2 separate regions of the Homo sapiens genome follow, and region 1 is linked to region 2. The links are chromatin loops, found by intact Hi-C in ENCODE. Cell type or tissue: HCT116. All regions are shown on one strand. Links, peaks and the distances in the headings refer to the core of each region. The heading gives the core; the rest is flanking DNA. Region 1 overlaps MAP2K6 (mitogen-activated protein kinase kinase 6). Region 2 overlaps ABCA5 (ATP binding cassette subfamily A member 5).

The links. Hi-C counts contacts between places; a loop is a spot of excess contacts. Peaks named below come from ENCODE experiments on the same cell type or tissue, not always from the same donor. Only the 100,000 strongest peaks of a DNase experiment are listed, where the experiment ranks them.
Region 1: it touches region 2 in a loop (4-fold over the local background); 14 of 110 quality-filtered maps call a loop at or near these places.

What each region holds. Positions count from the first base shown.
Region 1 is chr17:69,521,136-69,529,440 of GRCh38, reverse strand. It overlaps MAP2K6 (mitogen-activated protein kinase kinase 6), which reads right to left. Exons shown (of 12, transcript NM_002758.4): 8 at 5,800-5,927; 9 at 4,463-4,540; 10 at 2,732-2,871. Among named protein-coding and RNA genes, the nearest start is that of MAP2K6-AS1, 40 kb to the right of the region's middle. In HCT116, for the core only: CTCF peaks have their summits at 2,572, 3,270 (motif pointing left), 4,350 (motif pointing right), 5,992 (motif pointing right) and 1 weaker place; DNase peaks (open chromatin) are centred at 3,250 and 6,000.
Region 2 is chr17:69,242,763-69,251,107 of GRCh38, reverse strand. ABCA5 (ATP binding cassette subfamily A member 5) reads left to right here. Exons shown (of 39, transcript NM_172232.4): 36 at 487-636; 37 at 1,124-1,203; 38 at 2,791-2,846; 39 at 3,464-6,797. The coding sequence ends at 3,571. It also overlaps a transcript of ABCA10 not described here. Among named protein-coding and RNA genes, the nearest start is that of PRO1804, 12 kb to the right of the region's middle. In HCT116, for the core only: a CTCF peak has its summit at 4,092 (motif pointing right); a DNase peak (open chromatin) is centred at 4,127.

The DNA of each region.
Region 1 (8,305 bases), core at 1-8,000, 280 kb before region 2:
ATTCTTCGGAGAAAATTCCAGTAAGAGAAAAAATACACTGGTGAAAGAAAATTCAAGCAATTGGATGATTTTTTTTAAACAAATTGAAGAAAATAAACCTTCTAAACAGAAACTAGTTGATGGCAGGTCCATAGATCATATGTCTAAACCTGGGGTTATCACCGCAGCTGTACATAAAAATGACTTGAGAACATTTAAAAATATATTAGTATCTTGGCCCCTCCCCAGATCAGTTAAATCAGAGTCTATGAGGATGAGGCCTAGGGGGCAGTGATTTTGAAAGCTCACTAGAGTTTTATAAATGAGCAGCCACAGTTGAGAATCATTGGATTAAACTGGTGATTCACAATGGTAGACTCAGCTTTCTCAAACTTTTCACACCAGCCTCGTTCTTACCAAAATTTCCTAAAGCACCCAGAATCTTGGGAAAAGGGGATAGGTGGGAGAAAGGTAATAGGGAGAATAATTTGAAGAGACTTAGCTAGATAAGATCATTCCCCATTACCACCCCTCTTGAGAACTACTGTTCTGTACTACCCAAGATGCCTCATCTTTTTTTTTTTTTTTTTTTTTTTTTTTTTGAGATGGCGTCTCTCTCTTATCACCCAGGCTGGAGTGCAGTGGTGCAATCTCAGCTCACTGCAACCTCTGCCTTCTAGGTTCAAGCAATTCTCCTGCATCAATCTCCCGAGTAGCTGGGACTACAGGTGTGTGCTACCACACTTGGCTAATTTTTGTATTTTTAGCAGAGATGGGTTTTCACCATGTTGGTCAGGCTGGTCTCGAACTCCTGACCTCAAGTGATCCGCCCACCTTGGCCTCCCAAAGTGCTGGAATTACAGGCGTGAGCCACCACGCCCGGCCCCTCATCCCTTTTTTTGATGTGACCTTAAACATCTGAGGATAAGGCAATAAATAAATAAATAACCAACCAACCAACCATCCACAAAAAACAAGTCTTTGAATCCAGAAGGCAAAATCATGAACCCAGGTCAACCTGGCAGAGGTACTACCACATCCAGCACACTCCCTCAAGGAAAACAGACAGGAAGCAGCCTAGAAGATATATCTTTTAAGAGGCATCCAACAACTATTACACTAGTGCTCGAGGCTCCAGCCCCTCTCTAGTCATCCAGCCAAAAACAAAAACAAACAACTGCAGACCAGCCTCATACATCATCAGGGAAAAGTACCAGAAATGAGAAGGGGCCTAGGGCTAACAAAGAGTCGAAGAGCTCTTAGGTTCACAAGCAACAGACAGTTGCTTTGTTTTATGTTTCTTCCATGTTTCCTGATGAATGCTGTATTCACAGCTTTTTTTTTTTTTTTTTGAGACGAAGTTTTATTCTTGTTGCTCAGGCTGGAGTGCAATGGCGTGATCTCGGCTCACTGCAGCCTCCACTTCCCAGGTTCAAGCGGTTCTCCTGCCTCAGCCTCCCGAGATTACAGCTGTCCACCACCATGCCCAGTTAATTTTTTGTATTTTTAGTAGAGTCAGGTTTTCACCATTTTGGCCAGGCTGGTCTTGAACTCCTGACCTCAGGTGATCCACTCGCCTTGGCCTCCCAAAGTACTGGGATTACAGGCGCGGGTGCCCTGCCTCACAGCACTTCTAAAAACCATGGAGGCTGAGGAATGAAGCCACGGGGAAGATGTTCCTTCAGCTTCCTCAGTACCTCAAACAGCCTTCAGAGCTCCAGGCCCTTCCCCAGCAGTGAGTACTCAGAACGGCTCCCCTCCCAGGGTCACAGCTGGGCCTGCCACCATCTCCGAGCCCCCTTCCTCCTAATTCTCATCTACTTCTCCCGGATGGCCAAATACGCTAACCTGGCTCAGGGGTGTGCTTCACTTCTGGCATCCTGCTTCCAGCATCACTTGCCATGATCATTACTATCAAGCCATGCTAGGCATCATGACCTCTATGCAGATAGAAATTACTGGATTGTCTAGAGAATACTTTCCCCTCTTGCTTTTCTTGACTGCCCTGGCAGTTTTCATGAAAATATAGTTCACCTCATGAGTATGGCTCCCTCCCACTTTCCACCCCAACTTCCTTTGGATTCCCTTCCCAGAACTTCAGCATTGTCTCTTATGGTGGGCAAGTTTCTCCACAGTTAGCAAGTATTCAGTAGCAACCAAGGTTCTACAAGACTTCTGGGGACCTAAGAAACACTCTCAAACTACCCACTATCTTCTCACCGAAAGTAATTCTTTGCCTCTACTTCCTATCCCCAGGCCTCTAGTGGGTCCTATCAGCTTTCTCTTTATGCTTTAATCAACATCAAATTGCTTAAAGCTCACATAAAGGAGTTTCTTGCTTTCGTGACATTGTGAATGATGTTCCTTCTGTTTGGAATATGTTTCCTTTCCTATTTCCCTTTTGTCTGGAAAATTCCTCTCGTGATCGCAGCTCCAGATTTATCTCCTCCAGAAAAGCCTATCCTGAGGTCTTCCCTCTGAGTTCCTTAAATCGCCTATGCCCCTATCTCTATCACTGGACTTGCCACATTATACTATAATTATTCATTTATGAGACTTCTCTACTTGACTTTGGGCTCAGTGAGGGCAGGGAGTGTGATACGGTCATCTTTGCTTCTCCAGCAGAGAGGGCATACTCCACAAATGCTTTCGGAATGAATGTATGCATGATGGATTCAACCCCGATGGAAGAAATTCATGAGAACTCATCTTCTTCTTTCACACTGACACTTGGGAGGTGAGGCTGTCTTACCACTGTGAGGTAAAGTCAACAAACTCTGCAGAGAACTTGTCTGCTGGGAGTTGTGGCGATGGCTCCTCTACCACCTGTTTGAGCTGCTGAAATGGAGTTCCCCATGAATCATAGGGAAATCGAAGGATGGCCAACTCAATCTGGAGAAAAGAAGAAAAAAGGAGACAACAGTTTCAACAGGGCTGCTTTAGGGAATCACCCACGTTTCATTTGTGGATAGACAGCAGGAAACACAAGGCAAAGTTCAAGTATAAGTCCAGGGGTAGGGGGGCAGGAAATAAACTAATAATTTGTTCTCTAGCAATTTTCCCCAAATTCCTAGTGCTAGGGATTTTTAAATATTACTTACTAGACACAGCCACTTAAGCCTATCTAAAATGGGGACCCTCACTAAAACCCACTGTGGCACTTCATAAAAATTGTAAGCCAACCGTATTAAACTTCAGGATGTAAAGCTACGAGGATTTCAAACGTTTGGTCTGACAAGTAATTCCCAGCCTAAGATCTTTCCAGAGCCGAGCATCTACTGCCACCTTCAGGTCCCTTGGTGAAATGACAGGGAGAAAAAGCAACCTAGAACCAAATGACAGATCTTTTTTTGGACTTGAGAAAAGGCCACTTTGCATTACAGGATCATGTGCTTTCTGGGCAGGCAGGAGAAATAACTCATGGGATTTATTCAGCTGCTGTGCCTGGGGAGGAGCCAGGACCACAGTGGATAATTCCAGACCTTGGTGATCCACTGAAAATGTATGACCACCAAAGTTATGAAATTTACAATCACCAAAGTTATGAATAAGTTATGAATAAATCATATAACTTTAGGGCTGTGTCTAAGGAAATCATCCTATTGGTTATCATGTATTGAGGATATACCTGACTGATACGGTTGGGCTGTGTCCCCACCCAAATCTCATCTTGAATTGTAGCTCCCATAATTCCTACATGTTGTGGGAGGGACCCAGTGGGAAACAATTGAATCATGGGGGTGGTTCCCCCATACTGTTCTATGGTTCTCATGGTAGTGAAAAAGTCTCACGAGATCTGATGGTTTTATGAAGCATCTCCCTTTTCACTTGGCTGTCTCATCTCATTCTCTCTTGTCTGCCGCCATATAAGATGTGCCTTTCACCTTCCGCCATGATCGTGAGGCCTCCCCAGCTGCATGGAACTGTGAGTCCATTAAACCTCTTTTTCTTTTAAATTACTCAGTCTTGGGGATGCTTTTATCAGCAGTGTGAAAACGAACTAATACACTGACCTGATCAGACTTTGACTTCTACTTCTCCAATAAAAATATCCTGGGAAGCATAGTCTATGTCCTGGATAACACGGCCCTATCAGGGTTCACGCACATTAGCATTCTTTGCACAGCTTAAGCTTCTTGCCTTGGCTCGAATAATTTAATTTTAAACTATAAGGAATCTGGTCAGATCCTCTCGTTTTACAGAGGAGGATAGGAAGATAGTCCATGTGACTGTAACAATTACTCAAAAAGGCATACAGCTCGTCAGAGGTGGAATCAAGAGAAAGATTGGTTTCCCCAATCCCATATCAGTGTTTTTATTGTACCACAATACAAACAATTATTACTCAAAATCTCCTACCAGCTCAGCAGGAGAGGGCGCCCCAAACCAGCATTTAGGGCATTTGTTTCTTGAACCCAACGTCCACCTCATTCTAGTTTCATTACCCACAACCTCATAGTTCATGATGATTGGCATACACTACCATCGTGATGCCCAGACTCCAAATGTCAGACTTCACACTGTATCCCTTCTGGTTGAGCTCTGGGTTTATTCTTTCAGGCTGGAAAGAAGACAGACAACTGAGAAACTGGGAAGACAATTGAGATAACGTTCTTAGCTCAATAGTCTCTGGGGATGGGGGTAGCACCAGCTGCCAAGTGAGTTGTTATAAGCTGTTAACATGCCACCAAGGCCAAGAAGACCCGGTTAACTACAACAAATATCAATGCCTCCGTGGGGTTTCCCTTCTTCTGTGTTTGTCTTTTCTTGGACACAGTAATGGATCAAGTTCCTTTCATAACAAATTTAAAATTTGCCTTAAGAAGAAACAGGGTATACATTATAAAGCTACTTTGCCCATCTAGAATTATCCTTGTTTAAAACATGAACAGTCCAGAACTCAATAAAACAAGTGTCACTGGGCTACTGTCCCATGCTAATAGACCTGAGCAATTTTTAGCTAAACACAGACAGGAAGCTTTTCAATTCAAAGCACAAGTCCATTTCCAGGTAGAATCTAGTGGCCGTTCCTCCAGTTAAAGGGGATTGCAAGGTCTCTGCTAATGACGGTGAATCTTCACAGCTGTGAGGTCCTCTCATAACTAATCTAACTGCCTTGTTTGGGTAATTTAAGCTCTATTTACTATTTTGTCCTCAACAAACAAGGTAATACTCCCCTGCAATACAGTGTGGAAAACTGTGCAGGCTATATGTATTGTGTATATATTTTTTCAAATAACGTATCTCTTTCACTTGATTTTTTTAAAGTAATATATATATAACTATGTCTGTGCCCCACCAAAATCCACAGGTTAAAACCTAATCGCACATGTGGTGGCATCAGAAGGCAGGGCCTTTGGGGGGTGATTGAATCATGAAAGTGGAATACTAATGAATAGGATTGGGGCCCTTATTAAAAAAGCCCTAGAGAGATCCCTCGCCCCTTTCACCGTGCGAGGACTAAGCAGGAAGGTGCTATGTATGATCCTGAGAAACGTGAGCCCTCATTGGACACCAAATCTTCTGGTGCCTTCATCTTGGATTTCCTAGCCTCCAAAACTGTGAGAGATAAATTTCTGTTGTTTATATGCTGCCTGGCTTACATTACTTTGCCATAGCAGCCTGAACAAACTAAGACAATATACGAAGCAAGTGAGTAAAGATTTCAGACATAAAATTTTGAAGAAATACTAAGAGGCAGACTACTTCTGGAGTCTTAGGTACATTTCCATTTTCCCTCTGTGGCCATCCATTTCTTGTTTCCCAGCATGATTTGTCGGCAGTGACATTACCAGATGCCACCCTAGCTAATGTACTTACGGCCATGTATGGTTTGCAACCTGCATCAATTGTTTTAGCAACAGAGTCCACCAAGTAGCCACTGATTCCAAAATCGCACATCTTCACTTGACCGAGAGCATTGATGAGTACATTAGAAGGCTTGACGTCTGAAAGCGAAAACAACCAGGATGCCATCATTTCAGCCTGCTTTCAAGGTTCATTTCTCTGCCACCAGAGGGCCTAAAATCTCCATTTGTCCTTCATCTTCCTTTCCCCAAGCTGCCCAACACAGAAGTAACTGCCATCCCTGACCCACAGTTAACAACAGCTTATTGCTTTCAACTTGATTTTCTATTTCATGTTTTGTTCATGCCTTGTAGAATTGTGAATTTCTCCATACAAAGAACTGTTTTCTCCACTGATTTTATGATCTTCATTACCCTCATACTTGTAGTAAGAGCCTAAAAAATTATTACTGAATCAAATGTCCAATTCAAAATGATCTATTGATATTTAACGTAGGAGTAATAAAACAAAGAACAAAAAGGCAGACTGTGACACAATGATACACCAAATATGACCAAAGCAACCTTTGTTTTTGTTTGGTTTGGTTTTTTCTTCAAGATAAGGTCTTACTCTGTCACTCAACCGGTGTGCAGTGGTGTGATCATAGCTCACTGCAGCCTCAAACTCCTGGGCTCAAATCATCCTCCCGCCTCAGTCTCCTGAGTAGCTTGGACTACAGGTGGGAACCACCATGCCCAGCTAACTTTTTTTTTTTTTTTTTTTTGACAGACAGGATGTCTCTTTGTTGACCAGGCTGGTCTCAAACTCCTGGCCTCAAGCAGTCCTCCCACCCCACCTCCCAAAGGGCTGTGATTACAGGTGTGAGCCACCAAGCCTGGCCCAAAGCAACAGATTTTGATTGAAACCTCTGCTAGCGATGTGTCAGAGGTCACATAGTGTAAAGGATCATAAACCCAGGTATTCCAGACCACAGGGCAGGTTACTGAAGAAGCAGTATTACAGACCAGATTTTAAACGAATCCTTTTGACTAGAAAAATTTAACCCACCCGCCCATATGCCCAAAAAATGGAACTACGATTATCTCTGGATAATAACATTTGAAATTACAGCTAATTTTTCCCTTTGTGATACTTTTCATAACACCCATAAAATTGGAAGTAAAAGATTATTACAAAAGCTTTAAAAATTATCCTTTATAATTTTCCCTTTAAGCTAGAAGATACACAAATTTCATTTTATTATTTTTATACCTTACATATTTTCTCTAATATGAATTACATATTTCATAATGGTGAAATAACCCTTAATGTTAATTTCAAAGTTGTGAATAATCTACAGTCTTTTTCCTATCTGTATTCCTTCCTATTTTCTTCTCATCTTCCTTCATCCTATTTTTCCAATTTTTAATAATAACAACTAACAATAATAGGCACACTGTGGAAGGCATTTTACATTATTTCCAGGCTCAGAGAGTTTAAGAATTATCCAAACCACAAGGCCCTCTTACTTACCAATACATTCCATTATTCTTCCCAAAGACAGGGTTCTGGTTATCTCTTCCCAGAAGTTTCCCTGACTACAATCACCACAATCACTACAATCACCTGCCTCAGCCTCCCAAGTAGCTGGGATTACAGACACCCACCACCACACCTAACTAATTTTTGTATTTTCAGTAGACACGGGGTTTCACCATGTTGGGCAGGCTGGTCTCAAATTCCTGACCTTAGGTGATCCGCCCTCCTCGGCCTCCCAAAGTGCTGGGATTGTAGGCATGAACCACGGCACCCAGCTTGGTACTTTCATATTTCTAAGGTGGTTTTTTTTTTTTTTTTTTTTTTTTTTTGTACATTTATCTTACTTCCCTATAAGAATCCTGATGCATAATTTAATCAGAATATATTTTCTTCTCAGATACCTCTCAGGGGATCTATTACATTTTAAAAGTGATTTTAAAAGATGAATAAATGGATGAATGGGGGGATAGAAAATGAATGAATGGATGGATGGATGAATGGCTGGTTGAAGAGATAACAGGCCAATAAGAAGGAAGAAAAGGAAAGAGGAAGAGATAAATCATTATATCCTGCCTCCTGTTGTCTGAAAGGGCTCTACTTTATACCAGAGTTTTTCACACTTTCATGTGCACAAGAATCACCCGGAAATCTTGTTAAAATGCAAATTCCAATTCATTTGATCTTGAGACCCATGATTCTTTTCCAACAAGCTCTCATGTGATGGCCAATACAAGATCAATTTTTATCATATTCTCTAAAATTCTCAATGATATGATCTCATAGCTCTGCTTGCTAACAAGTGTTTATATTCAATTTGGATGTAAGACAAAGATCACGTCTTCTTCTTATGTCCTCAGCCATGATAAGGAATACTACTTATATGGTTTGCTATCCAATCTCAAAGGAAAGCCCCTTAGTTCTCTTGCCTGAGTCAATTCTACTTCCACCCATGGGGGACTGGGGGTAGAGACGGACTCCAGGTGAAAGAGATGAACTTTAT
Region 2 (8,345 bases), core at 300-8,299:
CCAAGTGTAGTCATGAGAAAAATATCAGACTAACCCAAATTGAGGGACCTTCTAACACACACCTGACCAGTACTTCTCAAAACTGTCAAAATCATGAAAAAGACAGAAAGAGTAAGAAACTGTCACCCACAGTTAGAGACTAAGGTGACGTGACAGCCAAGAACACTACGGTATCCTGGATAGAACCTGGAATAAACAAAGGACACTAATAGAAAATTGGTGAAATCTAAATAAAGTATGGAGTTCAGTGACAAGGAATGTACCAATGTCGGTGTCTCAGTTGTGAGGAATTTACCATGGTAATATAAGATGATAAGATTAGGGAAACTGAAACCGGATAAAGAGTGTATGGGGATGCTGTATTTTCTTTGTAATTTTTCTCTAAATATAAAGGTATATTTTTTTAAAATGTAGTTATATGTGTGAGAGATTATTCTTTGAAGCTGTCATTTTATATCTGAGCTTTCTTTTAAAAAATTACTTCAGATGTATCGGAACAGTACAACATCTAAAGAGTAAATTTGGAAAAGGCTACTTTTTGGAAATTAAATTGAAGGACTGGATAGAAAACCTAGAAGTAGACCGCCTTCAAAGAGAAATTCAGTATATTTTCCCAAATGCAAGCCGTCAGGAAAGGTAAAATTTTAAAGAATGTGGTTATATTTCTTTATAGAGCAAAGGTTATAAAAAGTTATTATATTAAGGATTAAGTGAAAAATCATCTTTTCATTCATAGACCATATATATATATATCTCTGTGTGTGAATATATATGTATATTTTTTCATATATATGAAATATATGTATCTGTAGATAGATAATTTATATATCTCTCTCTGTATTATCACCAATACTGGACTAATGAAGTCTGATGGCTGGTGTTTTATATCTGCCTTAGTATTAGATTTTTCAATATTCAGTAGTATTTAAATTTTTTTAACATTCTTAGTAGTAATGAGAGTTGTTTTGCATGAAAATGTTATTATTTTAAACAATTTTCATCCAACTAAATACCAAAATAAGTTATTGAATTTAATTTTGAATTTTAAACATGTTGAACTTTAGCTTTAGAACATAATAGTAGTAATTTTTAATTTTTTTCCATATTTTATCTTTTTTTCCAGTTTTTCTTCTATTTTGGCTTATAAAATTCCTAAGGAAGATGTTCAGTCCCTTTCACAATCTTTTTTTAAGCTGGAAGAAGGTAAGTAGTATCTTCTATTTTGGCTTATAAAATTCCTAAGGAAGATGTTCAGTCCCTTTCACAATCTTTTTTTAAGCTGGAAGAAGGTAAGTAGTTGAAAAGCACTTATGTTGTAGCTCTCAAATTATGAAAGAATTTTATTTAAAAAGTTTAAAACTGGGGACTCGGTTTATTTTAGAAACTATGGCAGATAAGAAGATAACCTTTTATTCATTTAATCTAAGACACAGGTAAACACTAATGTCATAGGGATTTTGTAGATAAACTCTATTGTAATGTAAACCTTTTACAATTTTTAGAGAGCATTGACACAGTTTATCACATTGCATCTATGAGAAGGGTCAGCTTAATTATCGAGTCTTTGCAGTTAGTCCAGCAGCAAGAGCTCTGAGTTTCTTGAATCCTTACTTCATACTGGTCCATAGAAGTAGCAACACTATCAAGACTCCAGTGGCAAAGAGAATTCTGAGTGTAGCGAGGGGTGGGCAGTCCCCAAAATTTTAAGGAAGCTTATAGAATCTTGGCATTTAAAAAATAAGTGGTATGTAGGATAAATATATATATGCTGGTGACAGTTGAGGGAGATCACCTCCTGGAAGAATCAGGTATTCATATGCAGATTATTTTATGGCATTTATAAACTGTGAAACAACCTATATTTATGTATAAGGTTTATTATTAATAATTTTCAAAATAACTACAGGATTTTTATGATTGTTCTTTATGTGATTACTGAATACAAAAAGATTTCCTGATACTGTATATATTCTTGTTGCAGCTATGGATTAATGGGTTTACTTTTGCCAAGAACACTAATTAATTATTTTTTGGTCTGTAATATATGGCCTGCATGATGTTCATTGTTTATTCATGTTTATTGGCCGGCATGGTGGTTCACACCTATAATCTCAGCACTTTGGGAGGCTGAGGCGGGAGGATCCCTTAAGCCCATGGTTCAAGACCAGCCTGAGCAACATAGTGAGACTCTGTTTTTACAAAATATTTTTTAAAATTACCCGGGTATAGTGGCATGTGCCTGTAGTCCCAGCTAACTCAGGAGGCTGAGGTGGGAAGATTGTTTGAGCCTGGGAGGTCGAGGCTGCAGTGAACCATGATTGTATACTTGCTGTGTTGCCCAGGCCACTGTATACCAGCCTGGGCAACAGAGCAAGACCTTGTCTTAAAAACAAAACAAAACAAAACAAAAGGTTTATGGAGATAGGACCAATATCCAGAATCTAGTTCAAGAAGCCAGAATAGGCTACAGTGGAGTTGGAGAATGGGAGATAAGAGAGCAGGGATCAAAAGAAGACATGAAAAGAATCACCAGGAAAAAGATAATGGAGGAGAACTTAGAAAAAGTGAAATAAGACAAGTAACATTCAACATACAGTACTTAGGGCTATAGAGGAATTATAGGTGTGGGGAAGAGAAAGGAAGTAAGCGGGAAAAATAACATGTTTTGGCAGCTTCAAATTTAAGTGGGTTGATTACAGAGATATTTTAAAACATTGTTAGCCACTTTGGTAGGTATTGCCATTTTTTTCAGATATTGATAAGTAAAATACTATTTTTATATTTTAATAGCTAAACATGCTTTTGCCATTGAAGAATATAGCTTTTCTCAAGCAACATTGGAACAGGTACTATAAAGTTAAATTTTTAAAAATTATTTTATAGAAGAAAGTATCTGATATCGATTGTTTTGGTTTATATTAGAGAGGGAGAGATATCGTAAACCAGTGACAAATTGGTACAGAATGATCTTAAACTTGGTATAATTTTAATCAACCTTAGGTTCTTCACTTACTAATTTTTTAAATTTTATTTTTTAAATTGATATTATTTTAAATTGACAAATCACACTGTTTATTGGGTACAGTGATGTTTTGATACATGTGTGCAATATGGAATGCTTAAATCAAGCTAACTTTCATTTGCTGATTTTGAATATCTGTTTTTTTCATTTTGTAAAGAAAGTGAGTCATGATGGTGGTGTTTCACATTAGTGTATTTGAAATTACATTGTTTAAGTAGTTATGAATTATTTTTTAAAAAACATATCTATTAATCTAAAATAGTATTCATCTTTGCATGTAACTTTTGAAAATAATCTGTTTGAATAATGTTAATGTTAATAAATCTCTTGATACTTGTTGATATAACTAGATATAGCCTTGTACCATTTCTGATTTAGTTAAAAGTTCTTTGAGGTACTTGAGATACAGCATACTGTATTCATTTATTTCTTTTCACCTAGGTTTTTGTAGAACTCACTAAAGAACAAGAGGAGGAAGATAATAGTTGTGGAACTTTAAACAGCACACTTTGGTGGGAACGAACACAAGAAGATAGAGTAGTATTTTGAATTTGTATTGTTCGGTCTGCTTACTGGGACTTCTTTCTTTTTCACTTAATTTTAACTTTGGTTTAAAAAGTTTTTTATTGGAATGGTAACTGGAGAACCAAGAACGCACTTGAAATTTTTCTAAGCTCCTTAATTGAAATGCTGTGGTTGTGTGTTTTGCTTTTCTTTAAATAAAACGTATGTATAATTAAGTGAAGCTGCATGTTTGTATTGAAGTATATTGAACTATATAGTTTGTATGTCATCTTTTTCACCATTCAGAAACAGTGCTTCTGAATTTGTGATTTAAAGGAATTGTAATAGAATAGTTTTATTTTTAAGTTATCTTTAAGTTTATGCCATCTTCTTAAATAAGTACGTAATGTTCCAATCTAAATAAAAAACTAATTCATAACTAATGCATAGAAAAGATACATAAAGCAATGTGAAAGTTTCTTGCTTCTCCTTTTTAATTTCTAAAAAAGCCACTTTGAATGGAAGTTGTCATCCGTAAAAGCTGAAGTGTAAGCACTAGGAAATCTCAATATAGAGATTTGAGGAAAGTTATATCCACTAGGTGGCAGTCATTGATCATAATAAGTGAAATGAGCCCTTGTTCTAGTACATGATTTTAGGCTTAGGTAATTAGGTATGTGAAATTACATTTCTTTAATTTAAAGTAAAATTCAGAAGGTTTTAGTTATTATAATTAAAGGAAGACTGTGTGTAGAATCTTACGTAATAGTCTGATTCTTTGACTCTGTGGCTAGAATGACAGTTATCTATGGAGGTGGTAGAATTAAGCCATACCTTTTCCTTCATCACTCTTGGAACATATAAATTTTTTGTCATCTTCCTTGCAAAGGGCACATTTAATTTTGTTCTTGAATAAAATATTTTATTGGGTATTTGTTTTTATTGGTAAACTTTAGTGAATCTCTTCTATAAAATTGTAAGTAGATCAGTGTGTAGATTTATTTAGTAACTTACCTCATTGACTTTGGAACATGGTAGGATATGAATAAACTCTTTCAAGGGTTAAATTAAGAATTGTAAGTGCAGTGCGCCTATTTCTTTTTAATAAGAACCAGAATTTCATTTTTGATAGAGTTAAAGGCATGGCTAATATTTTCTTAGAAATACTTCCTTGTACAACCCATGTATTGGCTCAAGGTATAAAATAGTGTAAATAATGCTAGTTGACATTACATTTCAACCAAATGAAAGTATTAACTTCATAAAACAAATATATTGAGAGTGTGATTATTGTATTAGACAACAACAACAGCAATGACAGAAGGATTTGGTACTGAATTACTTTAAATAAGCAAAACCTTTCAGTGGCATTATTCATTCTTTAATGTAGGCAAAATTTAATGAACTTTTAGCTTTATTGTGTAATAAGACATCTGTGATTTTAGGCTCTAGCAGTGGATTTAAAAGTGTTCTTTCTCGGTACAAAGTACGTGGCTGATATTTTCCCCCATTGCTGGGGGCAGTTGCTATACACTTTCCTAAAGTATATATAATGTTCACATAAATACCCAGGGACCTCTTTTTTGGGATGTGCTTTTGTAATTATGTGTAACCTTGAATACTTAAGTTTAGTAAAAGCAACAAAATTATATCTATAGTTTACTAAGGCAGTCACGAAAAAGCATAGTTTTTTTTAGAACCTGACCATCCTAAGAAAGTTATGTCATCTGAAGATAGAGCATGACTAATGAAGAAAATTACCTGCTTTTGCACGTAGATTTGGTAACTTTCACTTTACATTTGTGAATGTGTAATTGGTGCAAAGTAAATTTTTTTTCCTGCAAAGTGAAAGTTGAGTAGTCACAATCATGTTATTTATTTTGTTCATTTAGTTACTTTGCTTTTAATGTATATGAATACATGCTCTTGTAAACAATTTTAAAAGACATTCAAATTTTTTTTTAGTTTTTATATACTCAGAATATATTTTGGTTGTTAAATTAAATTATGTTCCCTTTTTCACAGTAACAAAATCTGACTCAGGAGAAATATAACTTAATTCTTAGGAAAACAAGGGTAAGTGAGCTGGAAAGCAAAGGAGGCAAAAAGTGAAATATATTTATTTACAGTGTACAGTTCATGTTTATGAACATACTAATTTTAAAATGTCTTAAATTACTGATCTCAAAACTTTTTTCTATGTCAGTACAGATAAATAAATAAATATACATATTAGGCAAAAGCAACATCACCAACCTTATATTTCCCATTCATGGTCAAATTTTCAAAGGAAAGTAAAAGCTGAGCTTTACTGAGTGAGTGTTTACTGACTAATAAGGCAAGAAAAAACATGATGAGTGTACTTTACATCTTACTTTTGTGGGCTCTTAATTTTTTTTTCTAGTTTGTTTTCAGTAAAGACAGTGGGTTTTCTTTAAAATAATTTTTTTCTTTTAAATTTGCACAAATTATCTTAGGTCAGTATTTTGGTTTTAATCATTAAAACATTTTTAGAGTAATGTAATTTAACAAATATTTTAAGTGATTATGTTTCCAGAAATGGATTCTTTGGAGAGAACTCGGATGACTATCAGTTTTGGCCCTGTAAGATCGTGGAGATCTGTAAGATAGATACTTATATAACTTACATAAAATATATATAATATATTACTTATATAACTTATATAACTAGCTATTATTTTATATAACTAACTATAATATGACAAATCCTTTGCTAGTAGTACTAACAACGTTTTATAGGAGCACAATTAATTTTACTTAGGATAAGTGTTGTTATTATTGTTTTTATTGTTGTTCTGTTAGTTACTCAAAACTTCATTCTAATTGTGCCCTGAGTTTGTTAAAATACCATACTGTATTTTTGTGTAACATGTAAATAGGCATTAATTTTTGAGAAATAGAAATGTTTATCCTTAATGTATTTTTAATTTGCTAACATTGATTTTTTATTTTCTTTCCTGAAATAGCTTATTTCCTAAAATGAAAGAATTTATTCTCAGATGAATAATTTTTATATCAGCTATTCTTATCAGGTAAAAGTTTAATTATTTTTTATTTATAATATATGTAAGCAATTCTCAATGCTGCTCTTTAAGAAAAATAAATATGATTATATTAATAATAAGCTTTAAGAGTTGAAAATTTAAGACAAGTCATTTTGTATACTGAAGTGAATTCTTTGTTATTTAGTGCTGATAATTGAATAATGAGTAGCTCATATTAAAAATGATGCAAAAACCTGGCACTAAAATTGTTAGTAATTTTTTTTAAGTATCTGAGGCTAGTTTTCAAGTGCAGAAGGAACATTGACAATTACTTTGTTTTAATTTACATTCAGATTTTAAACATAAACTAGGTATGTTTATAGATCTTTTTGTCTTGAATGTATTTTTTTGTAAATAGAAAGCAATCACTTTAACTTACACATTATCACATATAACAGGTTCAGTTACTCTCAGATATTTAACACTACTTACATATTTATCACTTTCCTTAGAATTTTTGAATGAATTGATTCATACAAACACTTAGGCAATATTTTAAACTTAATGAACAGATTCTTCCCAAGTGCCTAAACAACTCTTGCAAATTAAATTACCGTTTTAAATTAAAAAATCAAGTTCTCAAGAATTTCAAGCATCATTTGGTGTTTCTTTCGTTTTTGAGATAGGGTCTCACTTTGCTGCCTAGGCTGGAGTACAGTGGCACAATCCCGGCTCACTGCAGCCTCAAGCTCCCAGGCTCAGGTGATCCTCCCACCTCAGCCTCCTGAGTAGCTGGTACTACAGGCATGCACCACTGCACTCAGCTAATTTTCGTATTTTTTGTAGAGATGGGGTTTTGCCATGTTGCCCAGGCTGGTCTCAAACTCCTGGGCTTAAGGGATCCTCCTGCCTTGGCCTCCCAAAGTGTCGGAATTACAGGTGTGAACCACTGTACCTGGCCTTCAAGCATCGTAAAAATAGGCAAAATACACAAAACTTCCTGGTTATAAGGCTTGCAGCCACACTTGCATAAATATAGTAATGTGTTGCATAACAACATTTTGGTCAAAAATGGGCCACATAGTAAGATGATAAAATATAATACTGTATTTTTCTTGTACCTTTTCTATGTACACAAATATTTACTATTGTGTTACAGTTGCCTACAGTATTAAGTATAGTAGCATGCTGTCCAGGTTTGTAGCCTAGGACCAACAGGCTGTATCATATAGCCTAGATGTGTAATAGGCTATTGCCTTAGCACAGTGACAAAATTGCCTAATGATGCATTTCCCAGAACATATCCCTGTTGTTACGTGATGTGTGTGCAAGATTCTCAAATAAATACAGTATCAGTACACTAATCAGAAGTAATTTTTTCACCGTGTCTACATATATACCTTTGCAGAGTTACACATTTGCCAATAAAAGAGCTATCTCACACTATCAAAATTTATCCCTTTGATAATTTGAGACCAAGAGATGGATGCTAATTAGGTTTCTCAGTTAACAATTGGGACTGATCAAGGGGTATCTATCAACTAAACTAAATAATGATATAAGCATAGAACCTGGATCTGCCTTCTAAGACTAAACTGGCAACTGTTGAGGTGGCCCTTCTTTTATGTTCAAACTTTGATTTTTGAGCTTTAAGTTGTGAGTTAACCCAATCTAAGTTTCAGGTTTTTGCAACCCAGTATTTTCCGCTAAAACAAGATGTTTTTTAGGTTTTATTATTACGTTTCATCCAAATTCATGATAATAGGACTTTCCAGCTTCTGTGTTGTGACTATAGTATAACGTGCTTAATTAAT